3 separate regions of the Homo sapiens genome follow, and all the other regions are linked to region 1. The links are chromatin contacts, found by Hi-C or POLR2A ChIA-PET in ENCODE. All regions are on one chromosome and are shown on one strand. The core of a region is the stretch at or near the end of the contact, and the rest is flanking DNA. Distances in the headings are between cores, read along the strand shown.

Region 1 (3,920 bases), core at 762-3,261:
CCCATTGATCTATTTAAGGTGTTTGTGTCTTTTTTCTATTCTCTTTACCCTCACACTTTACCGTATAAATACTTCTGTCCCCAGTATGCATTTGTATATGTGAGTCTCTGCTACTAGACTGTGGTTCCCCATGGGCAGTGGCCCCATTTTATTTTATCTGTGAACAATGCCTAACACATAGTAGGAAAAAGGCATACTGTAGTTTGTAGAATTATTCTTAGGATTAAATGAGATAACGTAAGCAAAGCATCTAACACACTGTCACAAAGCAGATGCTCAATACACACATTACTTTAGGCAATCAAAAGTTTGGCTATTTCATTTTGTTGTTTAGGAAAACCAAGGTTAAAGATTAAGTATCTTTCAAAGATCAGGAACTATAGTTGTAAACTGCAGATTTAAGATGCGAACCCTGATTCTCAAATCTTTCATCACAAATCACATGTGGCTGGAATACTCGAAAAATTATAATTCTTGCAATTTTTTTTTTTTCTTTTTTGAGACGGAGCCTTGCTCTGTCACCCAGGCTGGAGTGTGGTGGCTCGATCTTGGCTCACTGTGACCTCTGCCTCCTGGGTTCATTCAATGGTCCTGATTGTCCTGCCTCAGCCTCCCAAGTAGCTGGGATTACAGGCGCCCGCCACCACACCCAGCTAATTTTTGTATTTTTAGTAGAGACGGAGTTTCACCATGTTGGCCAGATTGGTCTCGAACTCCTGACTTCAGGTGATCCGCCTGCCTCGGCCTCCCAAAGTGCTGGGGTTACAGGCGTGAGCCACTGCGCCCGGCCAATTCTTGCGATTTTTGAAAGATCAGTATGAACTGTGAGCTGTTTAACCTTTGAGGAACTGCTTTTTCCCTGTATCTGTCTGTATCTGATCCCACATGTATGTCTCTTCCCTTGTTTTTATTTTTTATTTTTTTAGAGACACGGTCTGGTTCTGTTGCTCAGGCTGGAATGCAGTGTTGCCATCAGAGCTCACTGCAGCCTTGACCTCCTGGGCTTAAGTGATCCTCCCACTTCAGACTCCCAGCCAGTAGCTGGGACTACAGGCACGCGCCAACACGCCTGGCTAATTTTTTCATTTTCATTTTTAGTAGAGACAGGGTCTTGCTATGTTGCCCAGGCCTGTCTGGAACTCTTGACTTCAAGCGATCCTCCCGCCTCGGCCTCCCAAAGTGCTGGGATGACAGGCGTGAGCCACCGCGCCGGGTCTCATTTAAATTTATAGGAAACTTGTGGTAAAAATAGCAAAACTCAACAAGCAAATATACATCAAGTGAGTGACATTTTATTTCTACATCAGATAAGTCAGCTTTTGCTTTTAGACAGGGAGACAGCTGTTCTACCAGCTGCTTTAAAATAAAAATGCAGAACTAACGCAGCGAAGGGAAGGAAAGTGTGGCTGGGAATGTCCAGTCAGCTGGAGGGGCTTGGAGCTCGGCGTTGGCTGGGAGCATTTTTATTGCTGCCGGGAGGAGGAAGGGGAAGCGGGGGAAGCGGGGGAGGCGGGGGGGCAGCGTGTTGTAAAATCAGTTTGAAGTAAACAAAAAGTTATGTTTTCCGAGGGGCCAGCAGCGCGGAGAGCAGGCCTAGCCCGCTGCCGGGAAGGCGGGTCTGTCCAGTAGAGACCGGAACGCCGCGCAGGCTCAGCAAAGGGCTAAGGCTGGAGCCGGGGAAGCTGCCTCTAGGTTAGCGAAGGGTAAAGGAAGTCAGACACTGACGCGAGTGGCCTCCCGATCCCGCAGTCGAGTGGAGAACCGAGTCCCGACCTAAGGTCGAATCATCAGGCGTCCCCGTCACCCAACAACCCACTCAGGCACTTCCGGTAAGAAATCTAGTGCCCTTGGCTCGGAACCTGCGTCGTAGTGCGCAAGCGCCCCGGGCCTGGAGACGGCCGCGGATGCCGAGGGAGGGGGCGTGTGAGCCGAAGAGGAAAGCGTCCTCTGCGCCTGCGCTCTCTGCGCTGCCCGGTGGGGCGGGGAAAGAAGCCCTGAGCCGGGATCTGGCACTCCCAGGACTCCCGGCCGGGGTAGCTCTTCACTCCTCAGCGCGACGTCGTGTCGAGTTCCCAAAAAGCTCCGCAGGGGCTGTAGGGAGGTAAGAGCCCCCCGTGACCGGTCGTCTCGGCCTCCCCTCAGCCCTGCTGTTCCCACAGGGGGGCGGGGTGACCGCTGGACCCGCCGACCTGGGCGCTGGGTCTGGCCCTCTTCCTCTGGGGACAGAGCCTGGGCCCCGACCGATTCCTTTTCCGAGCCCCCGGAGCTGGCCGGGGAACCCTGGCCCTCCAATCTGATGTCCCCTCCTGGAGCCTGAAGGGCCAGACCGGACTGGACCGGGAGGGCAATCACGGCGGCTGTTTGCCCGGTTCCCCGCTCCCGGGCCGCCGGAGTGTTCGGCGCTCCTGGGGGAGAGACCCCAGCGGACGGAGGGAGAAGCGCCCTGGCGCCGCCGTCCCGCCTGGGGAGGGGCTGCGACTGCGGAGGGGACTGTGGTTCTTCAGGAGTGGCAGAGGCTCGGTCCCCGCAGAGGAGTCTCATCGCCGCCGGTGCTCTCGCACTGTCCATTCCCGCACCCATGCATTTTCTCTTGGTTAGAGACCAGAAGGATGCAGTGGCCGTCTTTCCCGCTGCCTTTCCTTTGGTACTTTTGAGAACTCCAAAAGAGGACCTTATTTTTAACTCTTATTTGTACTATCGTGATTGCAAATATTATGTTCCAGACTAAGGATGTTCTTTCTTATTAGTTTGACTTGTATGAAAACCAGTCCATACATTTGATATTAAGTTAATCTTTTCAATTCAAAAAATAGGCACTTTGTTGATTCAATCAGATTCCTCCATTTATTCACTTGAGCTTGTCGTCTCTTGAGTTGGCGGGAGTTTAATGGTTTAATCCAGTAGAACTATATATAATTTTTCGCCTAATTTCTTCCTTTTTTTCCTCTCCTGGATATTAAACCGCATGCTTAGTGGCAAAAATTGAAAAAATAGAATAAAGAATAAGGAAAAATGATCAATCATAATTCCACCATGTAATAGTAATCAATTACTTATAATATTTTGACTTTTTTCCTTTGAGTCTTTTTTTCCCCTGTGCATTTTCTTGAGATGAGATTTTATATCGTTGGATTGTCTGCTTTCCTTGATTTAAATTACGTTGTAAGCATTTCCCCATGTTTTTAAAAAGCTTCATAAAAATGACTTCTTGATTATACATGAGCAAAGTATCTTTTGAAACAGTTATATTACAGATAAAGCCAAATCCGCATTAATTATCCTCAATCATAATGTTACATGATAGAATAGTGCTACAGTTCATTTAACATTATGATTGGGGATAATTACGCTTAAAAATTATTGAGGACCAATAGAGTTTTTGGTTCCTAATGCTGCAGTATATTTACCATTTTGGAAATTAAAACTCAGAAAATTGAAAATGTTTTATTCATTTAAAAATCACAGACTCATGTATTAAATAATTTTTTAGTGAAAAGTAACCATTTTCTAAAACAAAACTTAGAAGAGGAGCGTGGCATTGTTTCAAATTTTTGCGAATCACTTTAATGTCTGGCATTATAGAAGACAGCTGGATTTTCATGTTTGCTTCTGTTCAGTCTGTTGTGCTATCTGGTTTAGGTTGAAGCATATGAAGAAAACACCAGCCTTGAACAGATACGTAGCAGGAAAAGCGAGGATCTTACAAGCCTGCTGAAAGGCTCCTGGGGACATCCAGGGGTCCTGAGACCACAGTTTGAGAAAGCTGATTTAACCATTTTTGGATTGGTGGGCTGTTAGGTTGTTTAAAATTTTACACTGTTACAACCCTTGCAACAGTGAAAGTTCTTTGTGATGTTTTCTGGTGTATGCGTGCTAGTGTTTTTTCTGTAAGTAGAATTGCTAGGTCATAGAGTTTTGCT
Region 2 (3,920 bases), core at 445-2,944, 1.9 Mb after region 1:
CCTAGTTTTCTGCCAGTCTTAATTTCATTAGCACAATGGGGGAAATTTCTAGACCTTTTACAGTTATAAAAGTAGACTGGAGTGGCAGCGTGGGCCTGTAGTCCCAACTACTTGCGAGGCTGACGTGGGAGGATCTATGCCTAGAACGTCAAGATGGCCAGCCTGTGTGACAAGGGACCCTATCTCAAAAAAAAAAAAAGAAAAAAGAAAAAAGGTATCTGAGGTAAGAATTAGAAAGTCTGGGCCGGACACAGTGGCTCACGCCTGTAATTCCAGCACTTTCGGAGGCCGAAGCAGGCATTATCACCTGAGGTCAGGAGTTTGAGACTAGCCTGGTCAACATGGTGAAACCCCATCACTACTGAAAATACAAAATATTAGCTGGTGTGGTAGTGGGCGCCTGTAATCCCAGCTACCTGGGAGGCTGAGGCAGGAGAAATGCTTGAACCTGGGAGGCTAAGGTTGCAGGGAGTCTTGCGCTACTGCACACCAGCCTGGGTGACAGAGCTAGACTGTCTCAAAAAAAAAAAAAAAAAAAAAAAAAGTCTGGGTTAAAATGGCTCTACCATCAAATATGATAGAACTATATGAAATTATTATTTTAAAAAGTCAAAACCAGTCAAATACTGGCAGTTTCATGTCTCAATCTTAGGTGTATGACCTCAATTAATTCTGATGCAAGTCACTTCTCTTCACCTTAGTTTTATCAAGTCGATAAAGTTCAATAGCTGACACGTGCCATTTACTTATAACAACTCCCACAGTAAAGGTGTTTGTGTCCTTTACTTCATCATTGCTAGTATCTTCTCCAATTCCTTCCAGGCCAACGTTAAATTAAAACCTTAACTACCTAATTCCCAAAAACTAATTTTACCAACTTTTAAATAGAACAAACGCTTTGCAATTTTACCCCACAATGCCCAAATGAATACTACTACACAAAAACCTGCAATTACTTTCAAAACAAGAATTCGTAAGTTCATGTCTCGAATTCCTATAATAAACTAAAACTTGACGGGAGCAATGGACTTACACTTTTTCCAGCACGATTCCTTTTGCATGAGAAGCACCTCCAAAAGGGTTGGCCTTTAGGGCTGTGCCCAAATGAGCTTTCTTATACTGTTTATCATGCCACTTCTGGTCTCGTCGGTGACTACGGAGCTTCCTAGCAGTACGAAGTCCACGACACTTGCCTAAAAATTAAATATTTTAGTTCTTCCGTAAAAACACGCCATCTACGTGTTTCCCATCTTCTAAGACACTCGCCTCACCTGGAATAAACCCTTAAGCCGATTGGCTCTCGTACTATTTATTGGCCTGTGGGCCAAACATTTGGCCTTCAAGTTGCCCTGAACCGACTAATAAACGTTCGAAGAGGGCTCCGGAGAATGTGTTCTCCCGAAGGACGAGGCCCCGCTCGAATGCCCGGGAGGAAGCGCTGGCCTCCCTGCGTCCCTCGGTACCCCGACCTCGGCGGCCTCCACGCCTCATGGGCCCCTTCCGCGCCGGACCACGTGCCTCCTGGAGCGGCGCTTCCCCGGCCCTCCCCCATGGAGCCTCTCCATGGCATCCCCCGCCCTACTCTATTCGCATCCGCCCGCCCGTCCCCAAGACCCCAAGTCCCGCTTGCAGCGCCCTTAAACCGGCCACAACAGCTCACCCATCCTGTCGGCGCCACGGGCCTGAGCGAAAGAGAGAAGCACCGCAGGAAGGAGCCACAAGCCACCGCGAGCAAGCCCCGCCCAGCCAAGGACCCCGCGCCGCTGTCTGCGCCGCGCCTGACCCGAGGCTGGGGTCTCTCCTTTGAAAACGACGCGTTTGCATCACTTTCCTGAGCCAGAATCTGCGTCTTATTTAATTTGCAAGAAATTCAGAGATATCTAATTTGCATGGTTTTTTTTCCCCCTTTTTCTTTTGAATGCTGGAGACCGGAGGAACATGGACTACCAATCCCAGAATGCGTTTTATGGGACCCGCTCACCGCGCAGGCGCTCTTGCCCAAGCCACTGAGAGCGGGACGCGGGGCTAGGTCAGAGTAGGAAGGAGTCGCTGAGCTGAATCTTTGTGGAGTGGAGTGGGGCGAGAGTCCTCCGAGTAGTCTGGAAAATTAGACTTCTGAGCCTTAATTCATACTTATAAGCAGCTAGTAAATTGTAAAATATAGTGAAGCAATGTAGTGTAGTAACTAAAACCCCAAGCTTTGGAGCCAGATTGGGCCTTTAACCCTAAAGTTGCCGTTTATTTTGACTGGCGAGTCATTTACTTATAGATTTATTTATTTTTATTTTTATTTTTTTCTGAGACAGGGTCTCACTCTGTCTTCTAGGCTGTTGTGCAGTGGTGCGATCTTGGCTCACTACAACCTCCGCCTCCCGGGTTCAAGCGATTGTCCCACCTCAGCCTCCTGAGTAGCTGGGATTACAGGCTTCCACCATCACGCCTGGCTGATGTTTGTATTTTCAGTAGAGAGGGGGTTTCACCATGTTGGCCAGGCTGGTGTCGATCTCCTGACCTCGAGTGATCCGCCCGCCTCGGCCTCCCAATGTGCTGGGATTACAGGCGTGAGCCACCGCGCCTGGCCATTTAATTAACTCTTTAATACTGTTTCTCCTGTAAGATGAACTAGCTGTGAGAGGTTTCTGGGATATTGGTTCACTCAGCAAGGATGTTTAAAAATGCCTTCTATGTGCCAGACGCTGTTGTAGGTACCGGGAATATGGCGGTTAAATTAAGAGGGTGAAGGTTTCTGCTCTGATACAGTTTATATTCTAAATGTGAGAGGACAGACCAGTTAGATAGATGTAAATTAAATAATTAAATAGATGATTTTTACATACTGTAGAGCTATAGAGAAAATATAGCTGGATGGGTGATAGTGACTTGGGGATGGGGGTGGCTACTCTGGATAGGGTAGTTTAAGGTGACATCTCTGTGCAGATGTAGAATGGGCTAGTGCTTTCTAAGAACTGAAAGATCAGTGAAGAAGGGGAGCATAGTGACTGAGGAGTAGTGTGGCATTAGATGGGGTCTGAGAGTTACACAGGAACATGTGGAGCCTGTAGGCCATGGTAAAGCCTTTTTCTACTCTTCTGGTGATTTAAAGCCATTGTAAAGTTTTGAGCTTGGGAGTAGGTAGCAAAATAAGATTTATATTTTTATGGGGTTACTCTGGCTGTTGAGAGGAGAAAAAGACATGAATCTGGGAGGCCACTTGGGAAGGTATTGCAATAGTTCAGATGAGAGATGGTGATAGCTTGGACCCTCAGTGGAGACAGTAAAAAGTGGTTGGGTCAGATACACTGTTTGGTGGTAGAATGAACAGAATTTGCTCAGGACTGTAGGATGTGAGAGAGGAGTTAATTACAGCACTATGATTTTTGACCTCAGCACTTGGGTGAGTTGTAGAGTTGTGAGTTGTGAGTTGGGTGAGTTCCAAAGTGGGAAATACGAGGAGAGGAGCAAATTTCAAAGGAGGAAATGAAGAGTTCTGGTTTGGATGTGTTAAGTTTGAACTGTCAAACATCCAGGGATGTGAAGTGGACAGTTGGATATATGATAAGAAGCTGAGGAGTAATCAATGAATAAATAGTATTAAAACTGTGGCTCTAGTTGAGATAGCTTAGGTGATGACTGTAGGTAGAACAGAGATTAGAGTCCTGAGCACACCAAAGTTTAGTGGTACAGAAGAGAAGGCAGGTGAAGCAAAACAGATGAAGAAAGAGTGGCCAATGTTACACTCTGTTCAAAGCCAAGTGAAGAAGGGAGTGAGAAAGTGTGAAAAGAGATAAGATGAGGACTGAGAATTGCCTTTTGGACTTGAAAATGTGGAGATTACTGGTCACTTTGTCAAATGGGGACTCCATGGAGTACTGAAAGTGAAAGGCGATGGGATCGGAGTGAAGAGAATATGGGAGGGAAGG
Region 3 (3,920 bases), core at 502-3,001, 1.3 Mb before region 1:
TAGAGATTCTCCAAACTCTAGCCTGGTTTCCTAGATTGAGAACTATGATATTTTTCTCTGATAATTTAATATCTACTCTCCTACAAAAGCTCAAGCCTGAAGATACAAGACTATTAGAAGAAACATGACTACCCTCAGTGTATTAGAAAAGAGGTCATGCAGCTTTCTAAACATTATTGAATTGTTTGAGCTGTTTTGAAATTGTAATTCTTTTCAGCTATTAAAAAGAAGAGCAATGAGACTATATTGCTTGTATTTTATTCTTATCCTGGTTCTACAATTTGCTAAGTCTTACATGAAACCTCTATACCTCAATTTCTTCACCTATTTAAAAGAAAAACCTACTTCACAAGTATGCTGGAATTTTAAAGGAGCAGGTGGCAGTATTTAAAAGGAAAAGAGGCCCTACTGGCTCTTTCTGGAGAGCCAGTCAGGGAATTCTAGAAAACAAAAATAGGCCAGGTGTGGTGGCTTACGCCTGTAATCCCAGCACTTTGGGAGGTGGACGGATTACTTGAGGATAGGAGTTCAAGACCAGTTTGGCCAACATGGTGAAACCCTGTCTCTACTAAAAATACAAAAATTAGCCAGGTGTGGTGGCACACACCTGTAGTCCCAGCTATTCGGGAGGCTGAGGCATGAGAATCACTTGAACCTGGGAGGCAGAGGCTGCAGTGAGCTGAGATTGCACCACTGCACTCCAGCCTGGGAGACAGAGTGAGACTCTGTCAAATAAATAAATAAATGGAAAGGCAAAGAAATTGCTAGAATTTTGTTACTAAGAGTTAATAATCCACCCCTAATCCCTCAATGCACAGAAACAGAGCCAAAGCAGCACAACTTTCAGAGGCTGCATATGGCTAGTGGAAACAAGAGTGAACTCCACTTGTTTTTTGTTTTTTGTTTTTTTTTTTGGCAAAGTTGTTATCTATCATTTCTCTTATATTCTCAAACCAAGCTCAGTATTTAAAGCTTTCACTCACAGATGACATTTTATTGGACTTGCTGTTCTATTACTGTGTAAAATGCATGTTCCTTTAATATTCTTTTCAGAGTTTTGTTGCCACCAAAATATTATAACCTTTAATCATTTTTATATCCATCGTTTTTTAAAATATTTTTCTGAAAAGGAGCTATGGTAAAGACATTCTTGAATTAAATTATATGTCAACACTGCCTCCTAGTGGTATAGTTCATATTTTGAAATTGTTTTTAAAATTTCAGTCCCTCCTCCAAACATGTGCATTTTATTTCCAGAAATCTTGTTCATTAAGAGAGAAAGCTCATTTAATACCTAAGAGTTGATTTATGTTAAATAGACATTTCTCACTGGTAAATATTTTTTATGGACTCCGAACCAGAGGGACCTTAGAGATCAAAAGTCCAAACTATCCTTTTAAGGATAAGATTACCAAGGCAGGATGCAAAGTCAGGAAGCACTTCTCACTATTCCAAGGCTGTCAAGAAAGACGGCTTTAGCTTAGCCTTTTGTAGGAAGGGTTGGGGAAGCTGGGGGGCAGTACCAGAACAGATGGTCCACAAAACTAAGGAGTCATCCTCCAGCCAGGAATAAAATAAAGGTCTTTGGCGTTACTCAGAGTAAACATGAACTCACTAAATAAACTGTTTGCAGTTTGTACTCTGACACTTCTACACACTGTAGCAAACCACCTTTGGATAAGACAGCCAAGCCAACGCAGACCCCTAAAGGAAACAAGAACTGCGCAGGAATGAATCAAGAACATCCGTTCCCAACTTCTCCAGATGGGGGCAGCAGGTCGCCAGCAGGAAATGCATGAGTAACCTTATTTTGTTTGAACTTAAGTTATTTCATCAGGCTAAGCTCTAACAGTTTTGGTCAGTTTTTTCTTAAGACATGTGGATCTTTGAATCACATCCAGGACAACGCACCCATCAAGAAAAGCCTTTAACAAGTTTGAGTCAGGAATTAAAAAAGAGGAAGGAAGGGAGAAAGGGAGGGAAAAAGGGAGGGAGAACGGGAGGGAAGGAAAGAAAGGAGAGAGGGAGGGAGGGAGGAGAGAGGCAGGGAGGGAGGAAGGAGGGCGGGGAGGGACTGCAGGAGAGCAGGCAGGCAGGCAGGCTTTATGCATCTCCAACTAGATCCCCATTTTCCCCAGAAACGTTTTTTTTTTTCCAGCCTTCAGCACACTGAAGGGCTTGAGGGCTTTATAGACTGTTCTCCCAAATAGCCTCCTTGATAGTCAATAACATCCACTCAGTCAGTCTGGAACCTCCCACGTGTTACCTGCCAGGTCAAGGACCCTGGCTCTTAGATAACAAAGGAGGAAGAAGTCAATTTCAAGAGAGAAAAATAGGACTTATGAACGGCTTCAGAAATAGTATGCCTGGTGGGATGTTAAACGACAGAATTAGAGATAGCAAGGTATAATATTTCTAAACATCTTCAGGAAGGAATATTTAGTGTTTGAACAGAAAATGATGAAAGGCAGGCAAATGCAAAGAATTCTCAAAAATGGTAACAGGAAGGGTAGGATCCTTTGGTAAAATTGGTGGGAGTGTGGTGAGAGAAAGGAATGGCCAGAAAATGCTTCCGGTTTTCAAGCAGCTGGAGGCATTCTGTTGGCATTGGATAGATGAAAAATTAAGATGATGGAAAATGAGAGAGACAGATGTCATCATTTATGCTGCTGTGAGTTACAGGAATAATACCAAACAAGTCATGTACAGCAAAACAGTAAAAACAGGTTAATTTATATGCCATGAAATCAAACGCATGATCATTTTAACTTGTGGTTAGATGGTTAGATGTTTACATTTAAATTTATTAAAGCTTCCAGGCTGGGCACGGTGGCTCACGCCTATAATCCCAGCAGTTTGGGAGGCCAAGGCAGGCAGATCACTTGAGGTCAGGAGTTCAAGACTAGCCTGCCAACATGGTGAAACCCCATCTCTACTAAAAACGCAAAACTTAGCTGGGCGTAGTGGCAGGCGCCTGTAATCCCAGCTACTTGGGAGGCTGAGGCAGGAGAATCACTTGAACTTGGGAGGCGGAGGTTGCAGTGAGCCGAGATCGCACCACTGCACTCTAGCTTGGGCAACAAGAGTGAAACTCCATCTCAAAAAAATAAATAAATAAAAATAAAAATAAATAAATTTATGAAAGTTTCCTATGTAAATACTTACATGAAATGTATTAAGGGAAACATTTCACTTATTTTTAATAAAAAGATATTTCTCTAAATGCCTGAACTATCTTTAGCAGTCATCACTTGCATGCAAACTGTTAATGTACCCTTCAGAAATTATTCCAGTTTGTTCTTTTGGGCAGGTTCAGTAAGACCTCTGCTTGGCCCCATTCTGTGGTTATTTGTTCCAATTTACTACATGATCTTGAAAGGAAAAAGCTGAATATCTTTTTAAATAGTTCAGACTTTTTCTCAAGTCAGCCTGGTCATTCTTCCAATTATTCTGACTTAATGAGATTTTACTGTTCTTTGCAAAAGTTAACGTCCTAAACACCTGAGGTAGCTTAGTGGAATTCACCTATGGCTCAAAAACACTAGTGGCACATAGCAGAAAAAGCAAGGAAGACATTTAGAATCAAGACTTTGGGGTGCAAGTCCTAGCTTTGCCCCAACTCCCTGCAGAACATTGGGTAAATCACCCCACTTCTCTGTCCTTCAATTTTCTCAACTGTAGGATAACAAGTTTCTAATGCCTTGCTGGAAAACTCCACAGTTGTTTGCGATTTGATGATATAAATAAATAATAGCCTCATCATTGTCAATAAATATTTACTGAATGCCACTTGGTGGTATGTTTCCAGCGGACTGAAATTGTTAATTAATTATTCCCCTGGCTAAACAGACAGCCGACTAAAACAAGTAACACTGTTCAGAGGGCAGGGAAAATGTTACTACCCTAGACTCAGCCTGGTG

What was found. A loop is a pair of places that touch in the nucleus more often than their neighbours do. ChIA-PET counts read pairs that join two places held with the same protein, here RNA polymerase II (POLR2A). Pooled maps may share reads with other maps.
Region 2: a loop to region 1 is called in a map of CD8-positive, alpha-beta T cell, with 9 times the contacts of the local background. The contact joins the promoter of RPS23 here to the promoter of ZFYVE16 in region 1. A Hi-C loop is called at or near these places in 4 of 168 maps with a recorded cell type or tissue (CD4-positive, alpha-beta T cell, CD8-positive, alpha-beta T cell and naive thymus-derived CD4-positive, alpha-beta T cell), 2 of 37 single-sample maps with no recorded cell type and 12 of 50 pooled maps.
Region 3: POLR2A ChIA-PET joins it to region 1 with 11 read pairs in T-cell. The contact joins the enhancer-like site here to the promoter of ZFYVE16 in region 1. POLR2A ChIA-PET finds 5 or more read pairs at or near these places in 2 of 52 experiments (T-cell and activated T-cell).

Annotation. Positions count from the first base shown.
Region 1 is chr5:80,406,053-80,409,972 of GRCh38, forward strand. It overlaps ZFYVE16 (zinc finger FYVE-type containing 16), which reads left to right and starts at 2,012. Exons shown (of 19, transcript NM_001284236.3): 1 at 2,012-2,101. RefSeq lists an enhancer at 1,974-2,772 and a silencer at 2,493-2,612.
Region 2 is chr5:82,276,660-82,280,579 of GRCh38, forward strand. RPS23 (ribosomal protein S23) reads right to left here and starts at 1,695. Exons shown (of 4, transcript NM_001025.5): 1 at 1,661-1,695; 2 at 1,034-1,193. The coding sequence starts at 1,664. It also overlaps the pseudogene ATP6AP1L. RefSeq lists an enhancer at 1,686-2,015.
Region 3 is chr5:79,132,045-79,135,964 of GRCh38, forward strand. It overlaps BHMT (betaine--homocysteine S-methyltransferase), which reads left to right. Exons shown (of 8, transcript NM_001713.3): 8 at 1-244. Among named protein-coding and RNA genes, the nearest start is that of BHMT, 22 kb to the left of the region's middle. Within about 2 kb of position 1,752, at least 25 of the 41 ENCODE cell types and tissues checked have a DNase peak (open chromatin) inside an H3K27ac peak, as active enhancers do.